2 separate regions of the Homo sapiens genome follow, and region 1 is linked to region 2. Evidence: read pairs that join two places in POLR2A ChIA-PET (ENCODE). Cell type or tissue: OCI-LY7. All regions are shown on one strand. Links, peaks and the distances in the headings refer to the core of each region. The heading gives the core; the rest is flanking DNA.

Evidence for each region. ChIA-PET counts read pairs that join two places held together with the same protein. Peaks named below come from ENCODE experiments on the same cell type or tissue, not always from the same donor. Only the 100,000 strongest peaks of a DNase experiment are listed, where the experiment ranks them.
Region 1: POLR2A ChIA-PET joins it to region 2 with 8 read pairs; 2 of 35 experiments call an interaction of 5 or more read pairs at or near these places.

What each region holds. Positions count from the first base shown.
Region 1 is chr3:186,919,543-186,927,703 of GRCh38, reverse strand. It overlaps the pseudogene RPL29P9. Among named protein-coding and RNA genes, the nearest start is that of ST6GAL1, 6.9 kb to the left of the region's middle. In OCI-LY7, for the core only: no CTCF peak of the experiment used is centred there; no DNase peak of the experiment used is centred there.
Region 2 is chr3:185,948,571-185,956,731 of GRCh38, reverse strand. No RefSeq gene overlaps it. Among named protein-coding and RNA genes, the nearest start is that of TRA2B, 15 kb to the right of the region's middle. RefSeq lists enhancers at 3,373-3,896, 5,811-6,753, 6,754-7,696. In OCI-LY7, for the core only: CTCF peaks have their summits at 2,808 and 3,007; a DNase peak (open chromatin) is centred at 3,511.

The DNA of each region.
Region 1 (8,161 bases), core at 2,384-6,383, 970 kb before region 2:
AAATTTCCTGGGCGTCTGAGACAGATGAGTGGGCAAGCAAGGGTGCTCCTGGTAAAATTCCAGGATGGGGGCCATTGTGGAGCAGCCTCCACCAAGGTTCTCTCTTATCACTTAGGACCCTCTGACCTATAAGTGAGAGGCAGAGGCTGGGGCATTACTTTGGAGATGATCCTGTCCTCCCAGTCTATACATGTGAGGCTTCTCCTCCCATTTTCTCTGGGGTCCCTGCCTTGACAGGTTGGTTTTGGTTTTTTTGAGAAGTACAGATACCCACTTTCCCTCTGGACAGTATCTCAGTTCTGGGCCCTCCACCCACAGCTTCCTGCTATGGTCTGCATGTTGTATCCCCCCAAAATTCGTACAATGAATTCCTAACCCCCAAGATGATGGTATTTGGAGGTGGGGCATCTGGAGGAGGTGATTAGGTTATGAGGGCAGAGCCCTCACAAATGGAACTAGCGCCCTTATAAAAGAGACCCGGACCAGGCATGGTGGCTCACACCTGTAATCCCAGCATTTTGGGAGATTGAGACGGGCAGATCACCTGAGGTCGGGAGTTCGAGACTAGCCTGGTCAACATGGTGAAACTTCATCTCTACTAAAAATACAAAAAATTAGTTGGGCGTGGTGGCAGTCACCTGTAGTCCCAGGTACTCGGGAGGCTGAGGCAGGAGAATTGCTTGAACCCGGAAGGCAGAGGTTGCAGTGAGCCAAGATCACGCCACTGCACTCCAGCCTGGGCAAACAGAGCAAGACTCTCTCTCAAAAATAAGTAAATAAATAAATAAATATTAAAAAGTAAAATAAAAGAGACTCCAGAGAGCTAGCTAGCCCCTTCCAACATGTGAGGCTGCAGCTAGAAGGTACCACTTATGACCAGGAGACTGAGCCTTCTCTGAACACCAAGTCTGCCATTATTTTAATGTTGGACTTACCAGCCTCTAAAACCATAAGCAATAAACTCCTGTTGTTTACAAGCCACCCGATTTATGGTGTTTTTGTTATAGCAGCCCAAACAGACTAACACATTCCCCATCCCTCCCCCAACCCTTGACCTCAACCTTAGCCAATATATAATATTTTTAGGTAATGCATTGCTCAGTCATCATTTCAGACATCTTACGGATTAATACACATAATTTTCATTTACAACAATCCACTTGCAAATAATATGTTCATAACACTCTTGAATTGGAGGTGATGTTTCATGAGGGGAAAAAAAAAAGACAATAAGCAGTTGAAAATTTCCTCCCAAATCTTTCTTCCCCACCCACTACAGATGTTCATCAAGTTCCTTAAATAAACCTCACAGCTCTCCTCTTCATATCACGTCTCCTCTTCAGTACATGTTGTCTAATATGAGGATAGGTTCGGGGCCTAAAAGAACTGTGGTTTGCCTGTGCCCACCATGTTGGCTTTCAGTGCTGCCAGCCTTATGGATGATTTTATATATATATATATATATATATATATATATATATATATATATATATATATATATGTTCACAGCTAGTCTACTAAGTCTGTAGAACTCAAGTTTAAAAGTAGAAAGAAAATAGCAGCATGCTCAGCCCCCTTGCCGTGTGATGCCCTGTGCCACTATAGAACTCTGCAGACTCCCCACTTGCATGAAAGCTCTCACCAGATACAGTCCATTGACCTTGGACTCCTCAGCCTCCATAACTATAAGAAATGACTTCCTTTTCTTTATTAAAAGAGAGAGAGAGAGAATAACAGCATCTCTAATTTAAGCACACAGGGATGGCTCCTGCTGATTGCTGTGAGGCAGACCTGCACAGATGGGCTGATAAAGCAGAGTGGGGGCAGAGAAGAAGAGTGCTAGAATGCAGGGGCTGGAAACTAGAAACAGGTCTCATGAAAGGATCACAGCCACAAGACTGGGAGGATGGCTGGCCCCACAGCCCCAAGTACAGCAAGAAGTGACTTGCTGGCTCCAGAAACCTCAGAGTAGAACATGGGCATGGCGAGATCAGGATAGGTCAGAGAAATAGACATATACGTATCATGTGGGCACATGAGTAGTTAGGCTGCCCTTCACCCAATTATCTTCTGTGTCCAACCCCATCCTAAGTCCCTGGGAAGATACGAGGAGAAACCAAGACTCTGTTCCCAAATCACATGTGTTTTAGCAAAATATCTCAGTTCGTAATAATGATTTTCATGTATTGAACATCTACTCATAAGCTATGCCCAGGAGACCAGATACACTGATAATGGCAGGGAATACAAGAGCTCGGGGACTCTGAGGAAGCAAAGATGCTTATAATAAATTCTCTCAAAAAGATTCAGGAAATTGGCTTCTCTTGGGAGACTTCTATCAGAACCAAAGTAGAAATTGCCTCCTATGTATTAATGATCTAAGGATGACAGTTAGAATAAATCGTAGGGATAGTCAATGTTTTGTGCAAGAGGTTACACAGGTCAATGAAAGTTCTTTGCAGTTAATTTCTTTGAGTGGAGGAGGATCAGTGTTTGCTGCCTGGTGGTGATCTGTCCCGAGCCTGCGTCCGTAAGGTCTCATGTTTTTAATAGTGTTTTTTCTGATGTTACAGTTAACATTTGCTTTAGAAAATTCAGAAAAGTCAGACAAAGTTAAAGAAGCAAGGAGGAAAAATTGTCAGCCCATCAACCACAAACAGAATTGAACCATTTGGCCTGTTTTCTTCCTGGGCATTTTTCTGCAACTTTCTATAGTTAAAATTATAATGTATGTACAGTGATATCCGGCTTTTCTCCCCCATTTAAATATGTCATAAGCATTTCCTATGTGTATTTAACAATAAATGTAGTCATTCAGTTTAGCCCTTATTACATGCAAAGCAAGCATTCTTCAGCAAATTATTAGTGGTTTATTGTACTAATGGTTGGCTATACAAGAGACAGTTTCGTGGTTGAGAGGATTCTCAAGTCAGGTTTGAATCCTGACTCTTCTACCTCCTAGCTTGGTGACTTTGGACAAATTACTTAACTTCTCTGGCTCTGTTTCCTTAACTGTAAAGTAAGGATAATAGTATCTGCCCCATAAAGTTATTTTAACTAATACATGGGCCGGGCATGGTGGTTCATACCTGTAATCCCACCACTTTGGGAGGCTGAGACAGATGGATCAACTGAGGTCAGGAGTTCAAGACCAGCCTGGCCAACATGGCGAAACCCCGTCTCTACTAAAAAGTACAAAAATTAGCCAGGCATGGTGGTGGGCACCTATAATCCCAGCTACTCAGGAGGCTGAGGCAGGGAGAATTGCTTGAACCTGGGAGGTGGAGGTTACAGTGAGCTGAGATCACGCCATTGCACTCTAGCCTGGTCAACAGAGAGAGACTCTGTCTCAAAAAAAATAAATTAATTAATAACAAGAAAAGTGCTTAAAGCAATACCTGGCACAGTAAGCACAGAATAAGCGGTAGCTATTAACAATATGTGAATGCGTCGTAAATTATTCAACCATTCTCCTACAGCTGGAAATTAAGGTTGTTTTTGGTCACGCCTGTAATCTCAGCACGTGGGGAGGCAGAGGCTGGTGGATCCTGAGGTCAAGAGTTCGAGACCAGCCTGGCCAACATAGTGAAACCTTGTCTCTACTAAAAATACAAAAAATTAGCCAGGCATGGTGGCGGGCGCCTGTATCACAACAAGCTAATTTTTTGTGTTTTTTGTAGAGACGGGGTTTCAACATGCTGCCCAAGCTGGTCTCGAATTTCTGATCTCAAGTCATCTGCCCGCTTCACCCTCCCAAAGTACTGCGATTACAGGCATGGGCCGTGGCACACAGCCAGTGAAGCTGATTTCTTTTTTTTTTTTTTTTTTAGATGGAGTCTCGCTCTGTCTCTCAGGTTGGAGTGCAGTGGTGCGATCCTGGCTCACTGCAACCTCCGCCTCCTAGGTTCAAGCAATTCTCTTGCCTCAGCCTCCCGAGTAGCTGGGATTACAGGCACCCGCCACCACACCCAGCTAATTTTTGTATTTTAGTAGAGACAGGGTTTCACCATGTGGGCCAGGCTGGTCTTGAACTCCTGACCTCAGGTGATCCGCCCACCTCAGCCTCCCAAAGTGCTGGATTACAGGCATGAGCCACGGCACCCACCCAGTGATGCTGAATTCTTAACCAAAATATATGACTAGTTACAGCAAGTGACGGCCAGCGCTGAGTCCTGGTGACTTGAACATTCAGTTAAAAGGATTACCCCATCACTGACTGTGTTTTACTCACATGTGTTTTCTACATCTCACCCCAAGGAGAGCCAATATTTTATGAGAGAGGCCACATAACACACAGCACACCAGTTTAGGAGACAGCAGGCCTGCATTCCACATTAAACTCTCACAACCAGCCTGCAGACCTCAGCTAAGGCACTTGCCCTTTCTTGTTCTCAGTTTACTACTTTATGAACAAGGGCAGTTGGACAAAATAAGTTGTTTTCAAGCCTGGCTGAACTTTGGAGTCACCTGCTGAAATTGTTTATAGTATAAATGCTCATTCTCCTCCCCAGGATATAATGGTTCTGGGGTCAGACGCTGGGTATCTATAATTGTTAACAAATTTCCCAGGCAAGGCTGATGAGCTGCAGGGTTTACAGACAAGTCCACTGGGTTACCTCTAAGGCTCTTTCTAGCTTCTCACAAAGAAATTCCTCCAAAGGGAAAAAGCCACCAACCATGCCTGAACATGTTCGTGCTCCTTCACCAAGGGAGCTTTCTCTGCTGGTGCTGCCCTGAGTGAGGAACCCTTTGCCAAGGGACTGTGGGCTTTAGACAGCAGAGGCGTGGTTACAGCCTCAGCAACAGTCTCATTGATTATCATCACCGGTAGTTAATTAAACACAAATAGCTGGGCAATAACCTTTGGAAAAAGCCACATTTCTTATCATTAAGCTATTTCCTGCTCTTCCGATTGTAGGTGCTTCAGGAGCCACAGCTTAAAGTGCAGACATGGCCAAGTCCAAGAACCACACCACACACAACCAGTCCCAAAAATGGCACAGAAATGGTATCAAGAAAGCCTGATCACAAAGATACGAATCTCTTAAGGGGGTCGACCCCAAGTTCCTGAGGAACATGTGCTTTGCCAAGAAGCACAACAAGAAGAGCCTAAAGAAGATGCAGGCCAACAGTGCCGAGGCCATGAGTGCACATGCCGAGGCTATCAGGGCCCTTGTGAAGCCCAAGGAGGCTAAGCCCAAGATCCCAAAGGATGTCAGCCACAAGCTCAATCGACTTGCCTACATTCCCCACCCCAAGCTTGGGAAGCGTGCTCGTGCCCGCGTTGCCAAGGGGCTCAGGCTGTGCCGGCCAAAGGCCAAGGCCAAGGACCAAACCAAGGTCCAGGCTGCAGCTCCAGCTTCAACTCCAGCTCAGGCTCCCAAAGGTGCTCAGGCCCCTACAAAGGCTTCAGAGTAGATATCTCTGTCTGCCAACATGAGGACAGAAGGACTGGTGCAACCGCCCCCCTCCCCCAGCCCCCGCCGGCTGCCATCTGCACGGGGCTGGGGTCCTTCTGTGCTATTTGCACAAATAAACCTGAAGCAGGAAAACAAAAAGTTATTGCCTAAAGTTTAAACACCTCCCTACGAAACTACATTAATTTTCTAGTCCCTCTTTGTACAGGGCTCAAGGTTAAACTTTGACAGCTCGCTATTAGAAACCTGAGTGCACATGTGTATTGATTCTGTTTCTTGAAGGAAAAGAAAAAAGAGGAAAAAAAAAATCCCTGAGCGTACAGCCTCAGCATCCTCCTGGCAGGAGCTGATGGAGGAGGTGGTGATTTGGATTAACCTGTAACCAGCTCTGCTGAGGTCTAAGTGTTCGGACAATAACATGTGCATTTGGGAAGCACTGAAATGGTTCAGTGCAGGAAATAGCCCCTGAACAGTGCAGCCTTATCCATTACAGTCTTACTTGGTGATATCATAAAGCACTCAGCTGTCCAGTTCAATTACCAAGCAGGCAGTCTATAATGATAATAAGAGCCTGCACTTCTCTAACCAGACAGGCTCAGACAAGGCCATGACGTGGAGGCCCCAGAACTTCATCCAGGAGGCAGGGACTCCAGCTCAGGCCCACTGAGGTGGAAGATTTGTGTGTGTCTGTGACTGTCTGGGGGAATGTAAGCACAGGCACTTGTATTAACCATATATATGATTATATTCAAAGGGTTGGATCCAATCTGCTTGGGGTCCCAACCCATCAGCTGGGCTGTAATTCTACAGACCGGGTTCCTCTGTGACGCTTTTCTCAAACTTACAGGAAGGATCGTTATTAGGAAACTCATTTTCTTCCCCAGAATAGATGCAGAGGTCTTCAGTCCACATTCAGAGTGGACTATTGAAGAGGTATTTTGTTGCAGAATCTGGGACTTCTCTGGTGGTTGGGTTAAGCTGAAAGGGGTACAATACACCTGCTTGATTCATCTACTCACTTTAATATGCATTACACATTTAGAGGACTTGCGAGGTGCATTCCTATACATTTTTTGATTGATCCTTATTTTACTGAGAAATCAACTGAGGTCTAGAAAGTACAATAACTTGCCAAAGATCACCTAGCTAATAAGCGGCAGCAGTTGGACTAGAGCCCAAATCTTCTGATTCTGTTGTAAATGCTAATAAGGGGCCAGAGGGTAGCCCAGAAAAATGTATAAAGAACAAAAGACTTGAGAAAAAGCAGAAATTTCAGTGGCTTGTCCTTCATAATGAGGCCCCTGAGAGGAATCAGGACCTGCTCATTATTTTCTGACTTTTCATACTGCTCAGGGATCATTAGCCTGGGTTTTCAGCCTGTCTTTTCAAAGTGCCAAGAAAAATGTGTAAAGTGATAAGTGGAGATTATAGAGAATGGCCAGAAGTCTGGGGAGAAGAAGGAAGACACTCATTTGAGATGGCTTTGTGTGAATCTGGACTTATGATAACACATTTCCTTCACCGCAGTGGTTTTGACATAGAGGGTTGAGGTAGTTTTACTGCTTCAAAGATCTCATGAGCTAGAAGAAATTGTAATTTCCATTGATTACTGAGGTGAAATAGAGCGTGGTTGAGATTTGTATCTGGATATTCCAGAATGATCTAAGAGATAATAATGACTTCCTCAAATTACTGAAGCAGGAGCTGAAATGGTTATGATATTTAATCCTCATAAAGATCCTGGGAGGTGTGCGTCATTAACCGCATTTGGAAATGAGATTACTAAGGCTTAGGAAGTTTGAATAACTGGCCAAAGGCTTGTAATTGCAAAGCTGGAAATTGAACTAGGATGTGTATGACTTCAAAGCCACTCTTTAACCAATAGGCTCATCTGTTTTTCATTGGAGGCAAAGTGAGGAGAGGATGACCTGACTGTCTCCTCACTGTCTCTACCACTAGGACTCGCTTCTTCATTGCTCTGAAAAGCCTCCTTCATCTCTCTCTGCCTTCAAGCCATCCTCTAAGGTCTGGTTCAATCCTAAGCTCCTCCTGGAAGCCTGGCATCCACATTGATCTCTTCCTTCTCTGAAGTCTTGTAGACACATGCAGAAATTCCTGGGACTGTACCTTTTGTTTTCTCATGTATTTGATATATAGCTAAATGGAATTTGGTTTTTGTTTTTTATTTTTTATTTTTATTTATTTATTTATTTATTTAGAGACAGAGTTTCCCTCTTGTTGCCCAGGCTAGAGTGCTTTGGTGTGATCTTAGCTCACCACAAACTCCACCTCCCGGGTTGAAGCAATTCTCCTGCCTCAGCCTCCTGAGTAGCTGGGATTACAGGCATGCGCCACCATGCCCGGCTAATTTTGTATTTTTAGTAGAGCCGGGGTTTCTCCATGTTGGTCAGGCTGGTCTCGAACTCCCAACCTCAGGTGATCCACCCGCCTCGGCCTCCCAAAGTGCTGGGGTTACAAGCGTGAGCCACCGCGCCTGGCCTGGAATTTGGTTTTTAATACCGTTTCAAATAAATACGCATTAGGTGTTTCATGGAAACACACTTTGTTTTACATAAATAAGTCCACAAATCAGGACAAAATTTTCTTTATCAGATTTAGAGTTGTAAATTAAATCAGATTGGAACCTTCCCTCCTCACTAGCCATTCCCCAAACTTTGGCCAAGGACCACAGAGGTAGGGAGGGAAGGAAGTGTCTCTCCTAACTCCATTCATGGCCAGGAAAT
Region 2 (8,161 bases), core at 1,718-5,717:
TATGAATGGACTATAATAGCATATGGATGGAAACTGAAAATAGCGGTTACCTAAATGATACCTCAGCTTTGTTGCCAAACAGAAATGAATACAGACCCAAAACAGGGGCAAATCATGGATCTACAGCCCCTCTGCCCTTTACCTGTCCCTCTACTCTTTCATTTACATCTCCTGCTCCTGCCCGATTATTCTCCCAAGAGGAAGCAATTCTAAGTTCCCTCCTCCACAATTGTAAACCGCAATGAAACTGAGAGGTAAATTCTGGAGTTGTAAAGATTAAAAGAGTTGGTTATACACAAGTGTTCATTTCTTGAGGGCAAAGTTGCAGTGGCTGGCCTGGACAAGCTACATCCAGAGGGCCCAGGTAAGTGGGAAACTGTATGTTCTCATTTCCAAGATGAAGATACTAATGGAATAAAGCGAGATATGTCACAAGAAAGATATATAGTGCCTCTGCTACCCTAAACTACAAGTCCCACACTAACCATACAGGGAATTTTCAGTCCCATTCAAAGCAGAGGCGCAAAAGAGACAAAGATTTACATCCAAGGTAGTTTATCCACAGCATTATTTGTATTGACAAGAACTGCAGATAAGCTAAATATCAACCATTAGGGGGTTAGTTAAATAAATTGTGGTAGAGCCATAAGACAGAATGATAGAGATCTCCATTAAAAATTACATTTTGCAGGAATTTTTATAAAGTGAGAAATGCTCACAATGCAAAGTCATACAGAATCAATGACATAGGAGTTAAAAAGAAATTACTTAGGCAGATAGTGAGGATAAGGAAGTCCTTAGTAATGTTTTCCCTTTAATGAAAAGCAGCCCCAACATCATTTTCTTCTCTAACAAAGAGCAGCCTGTAAAATCAAGCTGCAGACATAGACAAGCAAGCTGGAAACTTGCACAGGTGAATGTCGCCAGTCGTGCCAATAGGAAAAGGCTACCTGGGACTACGCATGATCAAAATGGCAGATCCATCTTCCCTTCTCTTTGCCAGCCATGCATACAGCAAGGAGCAGACAAGATGGCACTGGCCAAGTGGAAAGCCCATTTGCATAATAAGATTAGGGTGGGATGACCAGCCTTCCCCACAAGCTAGGTAAATGTCACACCTGGTCAAACCAATCTGTGGGCCCTACATAAATCATACATTGCCTCCTCAAGCCTACCTGTAAAATCTGCTATGGTCCACCGCAGGCCAGCTTTTCCCTTTCAGACGCCCCTCTGTCTGGTAAGAGAGAGGAAACTGCTCTCCTTTCTCTTTTTTTTGCCTATTAAACCTCTACTCCTAAACTGACTCCTTGCGTGTGTCCATGTCTTTAATCTTGGTGCGAGACAACAAATCCCAGCTATTTACCCCAGACAATGAAGCCGCTACATCAGCAGTATAGAGAACTTCATATATAATGTGATTCAAGGATGTAAAGGAAAAAAAATCTGTACATGCACACACACACACATGAACATGTACACACATACATATTACCTAAGAGTAATCGAGTGGTTTTATGCAATACATTGGTGGTACAGCCAAAGGACTGGGTGGCATGACATGACATGACTGTTGTCACATCTTGATTACAGCATGATATGATGAGCTGCACATCTTAAAGGCTGACTGAAAAAAAAAAAAATCAAAAGTCTACAAGGACATGACCACACTACTTATGGTAGCCAAAAGTTGGAAGCAACCCAAACGTCCAATTCTAAGGATTAGAAGGGTAAAGTGTGGCATAGTCAAACAATGACATACCATACAGCAAAAAGAATAAATTAACTTTAGCAACACGCAACAACCTGGAAGAATCTCACAAATATAATGTTGAGCAAAAAAAAGTAAAGGAGTGTATAGCACATGATTCAATTTCTATAAAACTCAACCACAGGAAAAACTAATCCACAGCGTAGACATCAGAATAATGGATACTTTGATGGAAAGTTACTGAAAGACGCTTAATGGGAACTTCAGAAGGACTAGTAATGTTCTATTTCTTAATCTGGGTATTGACTGCATGAGTGCATTCATTTTGTAAAAATTTATTCAGCTTTACAGTTAAGATGTATGTAATTTTCTATATGTATCTTCAACTTCAGTAAAAAGTTTATTTTTGAAATAATCTGTAAGGAAAAATGAGACGTATAAGTGACTCAACAAGAAAAGCTAAAATGAGCAAGCACCAGTCTATAAACATTTACACTGCGAGCAAGAAGCTGTGGCTTTTTACCTAGGCTAATCTCTACCAGGACAAACCCACTAAACTTACAAACCATTAAAAAAAAAAAGCACTGTGCTCGCAGAGCATCATCAATGATGCCCTTTTTTTTTTTTTTTCCTTTTTTAAGTTTGACAGTTTGTTGAGCTGAGGTCAAGGTGTTTATTTAGGGTCCCTTTGATGAAAGAAGTCTGCTTTTGGGCCGGGCGCCGTGGCTCACGCCTGTAATCCCAGCACTTTGGGAGGCCGAGGCAGGCGGATCACGAGGTCAGGAGATCAAGACCATCCTGGCTAAGACAGTGAAACCCCATCTCTACTAAAAATACAAAAAATTAGCCGGGCGTGGTGGCGGGCGCCTGTAGTCCCAGCTACTCGGGAGGCTGAGGCAGGAGAATGGCGTGAACCCGGGAGGCGGAGCTTGCAGTGAGCCGAGATCGCGCCACTGTACTCCAGCCTGGGCGACAGAGCGAAACTCCGTCTCAAAAAAAAAAAAAAAAAAAAAGTCTGCTTTTGGGGTCTGTCCAATGAAGAAAATGAGCAGGATTCTCGACTCCTAACATTCAGCTGTATAATCGTTTGCCTACGTTTATCTCTTACTTCCAAGTATAATTAGCTCAGCCCAGCTTACTCTGAACTGGAAGGCTGTATATCATAAAGATTAAAGCTTCTGAGCATGACAGTCCTGGGTTTAATGTTTAACACCAAGTTCTGCCACCTACAGGCTGTGACCTTGGGCAAGTTTTACTATTCCTCCCAGCTTCAATGTCCTCATCTATGTAAAATGGGTGTAATAATGGTATTTACCTCATATAGTTGTAGTGAGGATTCAATAAAATTAAACCACTTAATCTATGTGACACATTCAAAAGAAATTAACTGCTGTTATTTCTCAACACATTTTTTTCACTATCAGCCTAGTTTGCTACCCCAACCAGCCTCTCACACTTTATCTTCTCCCACCTCCTGCCTAAAATGGTAGTGCTCAAAAAACAACAATTCATTTATAAAGAGAAATAAGGCCAGACGTGGTGGCTGTCACCCGTAACCCCAGCACTTTGGGAGGCTGAGGCGGGCAGATTGCTTGAGCCCAGGAGTTCGAGACCGTCCTGGGCAATATGATGCAATCCTATCTCTACAAAAAAATGCAGAAAAATTAGCCAGGTATGGTGGCTTGCACCTATAGTCCCAGGGAAGTGGGAGAGTTCCCTGATTTCCCCTTGCAGGATGTGCGACAGGGATGCAACTTGCCTGTTCCGTCACCTTGCAGCTCAAATCCCTAGGGGGAGCATGCAAACAGGCAGGTGCAGAGGCCAGGGCAAGTGCTTTGGGCTCTCAGCCCTGCAGTAGTGTCTAGGGGTGGGTGCCTGCAACTCCAGTGTTACCAAGTTCTTTCAGCTTTGCTGTCTGCAGACGGCTTGAGTGTTAATCAGCTCTTAACACAAGGGCAGAGGGCCAGTGTAACAGACTTCCATATCCCGAGCTCTTGCCCAGTGTTCCAGAAAAATCGAATCACACACAGGCTCCAAGGATGAGTGCAAGGTTTTGTTTGTTTGTGTGTGTGTTTGTTTGAGGTGGAATCTCACTCTGTCACCCAGGCTGGAGTGCAGTGGCGCAATCTCGGCTCACCGCAACCTCCGCCACCCGGGTTCAAGTGATTCTCCTGCCTCAGCCTCCCAAGTAGCTGAGATTACAGGTGCCTGCCACCAAGCCAGGCTAATTTTTGTATTTTTAGTAGAGACGGGGTTTCACCATATTGGCCAAGCTGGTCTCAAACTCCTGATCTCAGGTGATCTGCCCACCTCGGCCTCCCAAAGTCCTGGGATTACTGGCATGTGTCACTGTGCCCAGCTGCGTGCAAGGTTTAATTGAGTGGTGGAGGTGGCTCTCAGCAAGATGAGTGGGGAGCTGAAAGGGGGGATGGAGTGGGAAAGTGATCTTCCCAGCAGCTGGCCTCTTCCAGCAGCTGGCTTCTTCTCCAACGGCCCCTGGCCAAACTCCCCTCGGCATCCAGATGTCCCGCCTCTTCTCCCTTTCTCTGCCTGGTTGTTCTGCTGTTGCTGGTCTGCTGGTCTGCTGCTCTGCTGCTCTGCCGGTCTCCTCTGGAGCCTGAGGTTTGGGGTTTCTATTGGGGCAGGATAGGGGACCTGGCAGGCTAAAAGGCAAATTCTGGGACACAAAAACAGAAATGCCTGTTCTCATTTAGGGCTGCAGGTATCCAGGCTTGAGGATAGGGCCTTTGCCAGGGAGCCGCCCTCTTCTACCCAGTATTTCCTTGTCTCCTGCCCATATCACCAGCTACTTGGGAGGATAGGTGGGAGGAATGCTTGTGCCTGGGAGGCTGAGGTTGCAGTGAGCCGTGATCATGCACTGTACTCAGCCTGGGCAACAGTGCAAGACCTTGTCTCAAAAAAAAAAAAAAAATCACAATTCTAAATAAAGACAAGCTCCAAGAGGGCCACAACCTATGCATCCATCAGTGGATGAATAGATTTTTTTTAATGTGGTATATATACACAACGGAATACTAATCAGCCATAAAAAATAATAAAATCATGTCATTTGCAGCAACATGAATGGAACTGGAGATCCAGTTCCTTATATTAAGTGAAATAAGCAGGCATAGAAAGACATGCCTGGGAGGCGGAGGTTGGAGTGAGCTGAGATCACGCCACTATACTCCAGTCTAGGTGAAAGAGTGAGACCGTGTTTAAAAAAAAAAAGTTATTCTCATTCTCATGAAGGTAGAGAGTAGTGGTTATCAGAGGTGAGGAAGAGATGAGGGGGCTGAAGACAAGTTGGTTAAGGGATAACAAAATATAGTTAGATAAAAGGAGTAAGTTCTAGTATTCGATACAGTACAGTAGGAAAATTATAGTTAATAATAATTTATTGTATATTTCAAAATAACTAGAAGAGATGTGAAATGTTCCCAGCACAAAGGAAAGATAAATGATTGAGGTGATGGCTATCCCAATTGCCCTAATTTGATCATTACATATTGTATGCAATTATCAAAATACCATATGATCCCCAAAATATGTACAACTATTATATATCAATAAAAAAAGAAAAAGAAAATCAAAATTTTACATTTTTTGAGGAACTCAATAAACATCTCTACAATTTATTTAAAAGAATAAAGTTTCATAAATAACTAAGTCAATCTTTTAAAAAATATAAAGAAAGTGTATTGGCGTTAAGACAGAAAAACAGTACCCTCCCTATATGGGAGATATATATTAAGAGAATTATTCCAAGAAATTGGCTCACAGAATTTGTGTGGGTTTCCCCCAACAAGTCTGAAATCCATACAGCAGGGTATCAGGACAGGCAGGCTGGGATTCTCAGGGACAGGACTCTGCAGTCCACAGGACTAATTTTTTCTTCCTTAGGGAAGCCCCACCTCTGCTCTTTAGATCTTTAAACTGATTGAATTAGGCACACCCAGTTTATCTAGGACAAGTTCCCTCACTTAAATTTAACAGAGTAATGGATTTTAATCACATCTACAAAATACCTTCCTGGCAACACCTAGATTCATTTTCATTGAACAACTAACCAAACTGACGCATCAAAAAGATAATTGCAAAGGGAGGCTCGTCTTACCAGTTTTAATGACACGCCCATAAAGCCTTAGTAATAAAATGTTTTAAGCAATATTGTTGCAGGCACAGTCAAGTAGACAAATGGAAGAGTAGAGAGCTTAGAAATAGACATGTGCATATATGGAAATATACAATAAAAGTAGCACCACAGAGGAGCCAAGGACAAGTTATTTCATACCCAATGTTGGGAAAACTGGTGATATCTATATGGAGAAAAATAATACGATCTATATCTTATACCAAACAAAATTTCCTAGTACACTGGTAGCCAGTTTAAGACTTAATAGAAGGTCGGGCGCGGTGGCTCAGGCCTGTAATCTCAGCACTTTGGGAGGCGGAGGCGGGCGGATCAGGAGTTCAGGAGATCGAGACCATCCTGGCTAACACTGTGAAACCCCGTTTCTACTAAAAAATACAAAAATAAATAGCTGGGCGTGGTGCCGGGGGCCTGTAGTCCCAGCTACTCGGGAGGCTGGGGCAGGAGAATGGCATGAACCCAGGAGGCGGAGCTTGCAGTGAGCCGAGATCGCGCCACTGCACCGCAGCCTGGGCGACAGAGCGAGACTCCGTCTCAAAAAAAAAGACTTAATTGAGAGGAGCTACAACAAAAGTACCTAAAAAAAAAAAATCCTTAATAGAGAGGGTATTTTCATGCACGTCCCTGTGAAGAGACCACCAAACAGGCTTTGTGTGAGCAACATGGCTGTTTATTTCACCTGGGTGCAGGCGGGCTGTGTCCGAAAAGAGAGTCAGTGAAGGGAGATAGGGGTGGGGCCGTTTTATAATATTTGGGCAGGCAAAGGAAAATTACAGTCAAAGGAGGTTTGTTCTCTGGCGGGCAGGAGTGGGGGTCTCAAGGTGCTCAGTGGGGGAGCTTTTTGAGCCAGGATGAGCCAGGAAAAGGATTTTCACAAGGTAATGTCATCACTTAAGGCAAGGACCGGCCATTTTCACTTCTTTTGTGGTGGAATGTCATCAGTTAAGGTGGGGCAGGGCATATTCACTTCTTTTGTGATTCTTCAGTTACTTCAGGCCATCTGGGCGTATACGTGCAAGTCACGGGGGATGCGATGGCTTGGCTTGGGCTCAGAGGCCTGACAGGTATCAAATAGAAGAACAATATCAGCACAGTCTCCGTTAAGACACTTAGAAGTAAGCCACGCAGTCTGAATTAGAGCCCCCAATTCCCAGGGTAGTGGCAGGCAGTGGTAGAGAAGTGCCAAAAGGAGAAAGCAAGCATCTCTCTAAGGACTCCCTAGACTAATCAGGAAGGGTTGGGCTGACTGGGGATGGGAGGCAGGGTTTTAACTAGTTCAGCATTGAAAACTCTTTTATAACTGGTCATGTGACCTTTAACCTTGTCATACTGCTGTTGTCTGTGAATATCTGTGTTACTTTTTTTTTTTTTTTTTTTGAGACAGAGTCTCGCTCTGTCAGCCAGGCTGGAGTGCAGTGGCACGATCTCAGCTCACTGCAACCTCCGTCTCCTTGGCTCAAGCAATTCTCCTGCCTCAGTCTCCCGAGTAGCTGGGATTACAGGCGTGGGCCACCACACCCGGCTAATTTTTGTATTTTTAGTAGAGATGGGGTTTCACTATGTTGGTCAGGCTGGTCTCGAACTCCTGACCTCAGGTAATCCGCCTGCCTTGACCTCCCAAAGTGCTGGGATTACAGGCATGAGCCACTGCACCTGGCCTTTTTTTTTTTTCAGTGTAGAGATGGGGTTTCCCACTGTTGTCCAGGCTGGTCTTGAACTCTTGGGCTCAAGTGATCCTCCATCCCTGATTGTTCAAAGTGCTGGGATTACAGGTATGAACCACTGTGCCCGGCCTGTGTTACATTTTTTTTAAAAACTCAGTCCACTCTTTGGGTTTTCTTTTAATGGTGTTGGCCCCATAAATATTCTATCTTAAGCAAAAAAGTTGCTTAAGGAATCTATCTTAAGCAAAAAAGTTCTGGCGAGGACAATATTAACATTAAGACATTCCATTTGACCATAGAAAATCAGTAAAAGACAATGTCTTATATCAAATTTGTCATCCTCTTTCTCTTCTGTTCAGTTCAGAAAATTCGTTCCTGCACTGAACCTTGTTTTCTGTGGTTTCTCCAGTGTTTTCGAAGTGAGAACTTCCCAACTGCTGTCAAATGTTTAAAAGAAATCACTTTTTAAAACCTAGAGGAAAATGTAAGGATACATGTCATCTCAGAGTGAGAAAAGACATTCTAAGCCTAAATGTAATAAAATTTTAACAAAGAATATTTGTAGGTCTGAGTACAGAAAAATTTTAAACTTCTTGTGGCTGACACAAATCGGAATAGCTGCTCAGCTCACAATGA